Linked DNA regions of Homo sapiens: region 2 is linked to region 1. The links are chromatin loops, found by intact Hi-C in ENCODE. Cell type or tissue: endothelial cell of umbilical vein. All regions are shown on one strand. Each heading gives the region's core, and the rest is flanking DNA. Links, peaks and the distances in the headings are about the cores only.

Region 1 (2,929 bases), core at 306-2,805:
CTGTGGGAGAGGGGTTGAGAGGAGGGAGAGCATCAGAACAAACAGTTAATGCATGTGGGGCTTAAAACCCAGATGACGGGTTGATAGGTGCAGCAAACCACTATGGCACACATATACCTATTTAGCAAACCTGCGCATTCTGCACATGTATCCCGGAACTTAAAGTAAAAATAAATAAATAAATAAAAGAGTAACACATTATGAAGAAAAATTTGTGGAAACTGAAAAATGTGAAAAAGTATAAAGAAGGAAATAAAACCTACTCTATGTACTACAGTTGTAACATTTCAGGGTATAACTTTCCAGTCATCTCTCTGTGTGTACGTATGTATTGTTTTTGCAAATATTACTAAACATATTGTTTTGTAAGCTGTTGTCTAATCACCACATATGAGCACTTCATTGTCATGAAGTATTCCTTTGAAATACGTTTTTTAATGACACATTAGCCAAGACCTCTAGAATAAGGAAGGTGAATGGTAGCAATGTCAGTAGGCAACTCTCAACCCTTCTGGACTCAGTCATATCCTTTCCTCAGTCATGTCAATCACATCAAACTAGAATTGAAGTTACCAATTGTCACACGGATCAGCACTGTGGGGCTTGCCATTGCTCCACCTCATAACTTGAAATCAGCTACTGGAAACTTGAAATTGGTGTTGACTGTAGTTCACTGGACTATAATAAGTTTTGCAGGCCGGGTGTGGTGGCTCACACCTGTAATCCCAACGCTTTGGGAGGCCAAGGCAGGTGGATCCCTTGAGGTTAGGAGTTCGAGACCAACCAGCCTGGCCAACATGGTGAAACCCAATTTCTACAAAAAATACAAAAATTAGCCAGGTGTGGTGTTATGTGCCTGTAGTCCCAGCTACTTGGGAGGCTGAGGTGGGAGAATCTCTTGAACTCAGGAGGCAGAGGTTGCAGTGAGCCGAAATTGTGCCACTGCACTCCAGCCTGGGCAACAGAGTGAAGTCCTGTCTCAAAAAAAAAAAAAATAGTTTTACAGCACTTGTCACCTATATCTCTTTTGTTAGGCATATGTAAAAATGACTTGACCATAGGCTATTAGGTAGTTTAAAAATGTGGTTGACTCACAACAAGGACCAGACTTGAACTGATAAAGTTGTAAGAGATTCCTAACTCCATGTTGCACAATCTTATTTTTGTGTTCCTTTTAAATCATTAACTAATATAAATCATTAATACCTGCCTTAGAAAAGATTGTATAATGAAAGCAAAGCACATTTATGATTCAGGGAAGGAATCCTTAACATTTGTGATAGAACATTTAAAACTCTGAGTGTTTTTAAGGTACGGTGCAAGGTTACTAACCTATGTAAACTAGTGGGAGTAGAATGTGGTCCTGAGTGATACAAGTAGATAAGATATGAAAAGCAAAGGATAAATTTCTAGTGTATGTCATAGCGGATATATTTACAGTCATGAAGGCATGGGAATATAGGCATCTCTCTAAAAGCTTTCATTGGGCCTTGAGTTTTTAATCTTTATTTTACCACACTCTATCCACACACACATATGCATACACACACAAACTGCATATACGTTAAACTTCATAAAATGGAAATTATCTTTTTTTTCCCTTACCTTTCCACAGAAGTGTTGTTTACTAAATTCGCAGATGTTAAATATAGTAAATGCCAAAGCCTTGGAGTTTACGAATCCTTAGGATTTGAATTCCCCCATCTCAAGGGAATTAAAGCCTGACATCGAAGAGTAAAAAATTCAGGGAAGGATCATTGGACTGCCTTTCCTGTGCTCCCTCTGGACGTTCCTTCATAAACTGCCAAGGCCAACCTCTGCTGATTAGATGTCAGTTCTCTGCCGTTTGGTACAAAGGTTATCCTCTGGAGCAAGCATGTTATCAATGACTCATTTCCTCCCATTCTTAAACTTCCCTAGATATTTTCTTGTTTATTTTAGTTTTCCACAGACCACTCTAAAATCAACTTATTCTTGGATCCTCCCTGATACATTTTAGTTTGTAAAATGATTTTATTGCATACTTTGCTATGTTGAATATTTACATCCTGATTGCTTACCCCATTTTGTGTATTTTGCTTTCGAACAAGTTTGCCTACCTTTATTTTTGGAATATTTTGGCAGTCTATCTTTTGATATTTTGTGGCAAGTATGAGTATGTATTTAATTTCATAGGGAATAGTGCATTTAAAAGTCATTTAATTTCTTAAGCATTAAAAATTGAGCCTTAAGAGCCTTCTTTAAAATGTCCAATACACAGAATCAAATTATTTTCCTAAACCGCACCCATTCTATCTCTTCCACACCTGATATTACCAAATCATTCTGGTAAAAACTTAAGCCAACAAGAGACTGGAAAGGCAAGAGGAGACAAGAAGAGGTAGATTTCTCATATGCTGATTATACTGTCTTATGAATTTGTTAAGTAATTTCCTTCTGTGATATAAGGTGTGTCATTTAGTTAACACTGTAGAGACATTTTAAATATATTTGGGAAAATGGGATTGTACTGTTACTCCTAACACCTCACAACTTAAAAACAATTTTAACTTTCAAATCCCTTCATACGTATTGAGTATTTGATCCTAAATGCTTTTCACAAGTCTTGTAATAGAATGTGCCAACAGTGAAATGTTTGCTTATTGTGATTAATCTAGAGTTTCCACAAATGAACTGTTATAAATGGAAAGAAAACACTGGAAAATCAGAAAGAACACACACGGTTATTTTTGAACTTAGTTCACATAGTTTCTTTCTTCCTAACATTCCCCCTACCCCCCTACTCCCTCATACACATTTTTTCCTTCTTTTACTCTTTCCACAAGGTTATGAAGAAAGGTTAAATATAGTCGTCCCTTGATATCCACGGGATGCTTGGTTCCGGGATCTCCAACACTCCTCCCACTGTGGATACCAAAATCCGAGCATC
Region 2 (2,929 bases), core at 118-2,617, 350 kb before region 1:
AAATAGCCACTCTTCTAGGTTTCCATGTTGGCTCACAGATGTGTATGGAACATAATCATAAAATAAGCTAAAATGAACTTCATATAAGTGTATACAGTCCAAGCTAAATCCAAAGTTCCCTTTTTCTTAGCCATTCCAGTTTTCTTATAAATAAGTTTTCTATTTAGACTGAAAAATCCAACTTTCTCTTTAGCAAACCCCCACCCCACTGGAACTGCTTAAGTTCTCAAGTTCAGTGAGGTAAGCTAGTAGAAGAGTTAGAACAACTTCAATATAAGCGGTTATCATTTTCCAGGGGTCTACAATATACCAGTCCCTATGTTCTATATTTTATGTTCATTATTTCATTTAATCTTCATCACAGACAAGACTGGGTTTCCTTTTTTTTACAGCTACAACGCTAGCTTCAAAGCCTATGCTCAGTCCATAAATTCAGAGTTACTACCTTTATGAAACTCACAAAAACACAGGCATTTCTATAAACAGAAATTATAGCTCTGTTTTTCATAAGCTGGACGGGCTTTAACTATATGACTTGCAGAGTTCAAAACCCAACTCTACTACTTATTTGCTGTGATACTGGGTAGATTATTTCATCTCTCTGTGTCTATTTTCTCATCTATAAAATGGGGATAACAATAGTACTTAACTTGCAGAATCATTTTAAGGAAGCAGAAAATTCATGAAAAATACTTAACACAGTGCCTGGCCCATAGGAATTACTTGATAAATGTTTGTTACTGATATCTGTTAAGTTCATCCAAAAAGCCACCAGATTTAATCAGAGTAAAGCATCATACTGGGGAAAAAAGAGAAATTTTATGGACAATTACAAAGTACAGACATCTTAGAGAAGGAAGAACTCAACATTTAATACTAAAATCAACCAGAGAATATTAAGCACATTCGTGGGGAACTATCTCAGTGAAAAGAACACTGGAAATCTAGAAACATGTGTTTATACATTCAACAAAAATGTCGCATCCACCCAGCTGATTCATACACTGTACTCAATATGGGAATACAACGTCAAACAAGATGGCCATGCCTCAGGCGCTCCTGACAACACAGTCCAGGGAGGGAAATGGACGGAGACCCAGAGCACAGCAGAGGGCGCTGTGGCAGAGCAGGCATCCCAGAGGCCAGGGTGTCTAGGCTGAGAGTTCCAAAAGAAAGCAGCTGGTACAGATGCCTGGAGGCAAAAAGAACAGGGCACACTCTGGGAAGCCGGAAAATATTCAATATACACTGAAAAAGAGGGAGTGGTGAGGGAAGGTGGAAACACAGGGCCAGATTCTGTAAGCCCTTGTAAGCTATGTTAAGAATTTTAGATCTTATCTTAAATACAAAGAGAAGCCATTGAAAGTCTCAGGGAAGAGACTGATCGGATTTGCATTTCAGAAAGCCCATCACATGTGAATGTGATGGGGAGAATGTACGCGGAGGAGGGGAGTTCAGGGTGGTGACAGGGACACTGGTTAGAGGGCTGCTGGTGAAGGCCCAGCCCTGGACAGTGGCAGGTGCCGCAGAAATAAGGCAACTGAGAGTTTGGTTATGACATTCTCTAGAATAAGGAACTCAAGATCACGAGGTCTGGGAGGGGCCAGAACACTGATGAATTCGGTTGAGCTCATTTGCTAGTGAGACCTCCGTGTGTAGATAAGCCAGGTAAGCAGGGGCAGTGAGTTTGGAGCTTGGGGTAAAATCAAGGCTGGAGACCCAGATTAGAGGGTTATCAGTTCATCAGCAGAATCTGAGTGGAGTGCACCAATCAGAATCCCCATGAGCCCCAATGCCTCAATACTGTTTCTGGAAGAACTTGCAGGAGAAAGGTATGATCTAGGCATTTCACATTAGGAACCAGCTGTGTGATCTCAGGCAAAAAAGTAAACCTCATTATTTCCAGTGATCCAAATTTTTAAATTAGGATTACACCACCTGTGTATCTGCCCACTGGAAGTTTGTGGGGATTAAATAAAGTAACGCAAATAAGTGAACCTTGGAAAAGTACACATTGCCATACAAATACCTGGTGGCACTAAAGTCAGGATTATTCAACCATGAGAATACTGAAAAAGCTGGATGGGGGAACCTCAAACTCTACATGTGAAAGTTGCTAGAAAATGGACACTATTCCACCATTAATAAAGATAAATAAAAGCCTAAAATAAGTAATAAATAACAATTATCCAAAGTAATCAGTGATCTCTCTGCAACTGAGCACATTAGTCATTATTTACTCCTACAGTCTTGACAGTTCACTGTGGATGGAAAAACTACAAAATCGAGTAGCTATCACTGCATGTCACATAAAGTAGATTTAAGGTCCCCAAAATATATGACTTAGAAATAAAAGTAAGAACATTCCCAAGAAACTGGTCTCTTTCACATTATGTGTGGTGCACAATTTCGTTATGTCTCGTAAGCTTGTTTCCCAGGCACCAGCTAGCTGCACCATACTATGAGCAATCTATCTCCATGTCATATTTTTGGCTGATGCCATTAATCACAGTGTTTCCTTGCTGACGAGACTCTGGGTCTGATCACTGAGAAAATAAAAGCTATGGGACGGAGGCTGGTGCATGACCTAATTACTCTCATCCCATTGGTCTCCATCCCCATGCCTCCTCATCCTTTCTGCCGAACACTAGCAAGCTGCTTTAAAGCCACTGCTTAGCTGTCTCTAGATGACTTGTTACAGCAGATGTTCTCAACCCCACATGTGCATTTTCCTTTTTTCTAATCACACTTTCTGTATGAATAGCATATTGTAATGCTTCTGTTTTTTCTGATCCAGAGGGGAAGAGTCTACGTCAAATTAGACCAGCTTTCTTTTCAACAAGCTTAGTAGCAGCGTAGGTGGATATTCTGAACCTCTTTCCTCCCCCTTCCTTGCTCTCCCACCCCCACCTTGCTGGAACTGCTAGCA

Evidence for each region. Hi-C counts contacts between places; a loop is a spot of excess contacts. Peaks named below come from ENCODE experiments on the same cell type or tissue, not always from the same donor. Only the 100,000 strongest peaks of a DNase experiment are listed, where the experiment ranks them.
Region 2: it touches region 1 in a loop (2.0-fold over the local background); 1 of 110 quality-filtered maps calls a loop at or near these places.

The regions. Positions count from the first base shown.
Region 1 is chr2:190,333,577-190,336,505 of GRCh38, reverse strand. No RefSeq gene overlaps it. Among named protein-coding and RNA genes, the nearest start is that of INPP1, 8.5 kb to the left of the region's middle. In endothelial cell of umbilical vein, for the core only: no CTCF peak of the experiment used is centred there; DNase peaks (open chromatin) are centred at 1,835 and 2,525; H3K27ac peaks cover 1,592 bases.
Region 2 is chr2:190,678,659-190,681,587 of GRCh38, reverse strand. The region is part of intron 6 of NAB1 (NGFI-A binding protein 1); the gene reads right to left. Among named protein-coding and RNA genes, the nearest start is that of NAB1, 31 kb to the right of the region's middle. RefSeq lists an enhancer at 2,801-2,850. In endothelial cell of umbilical vein, for the core only: a CTCF peak has its summit at 1,097 (motif pointing right); no DNase peak of the experiment used is centred there; H3K27ac peaks cover 10 bases.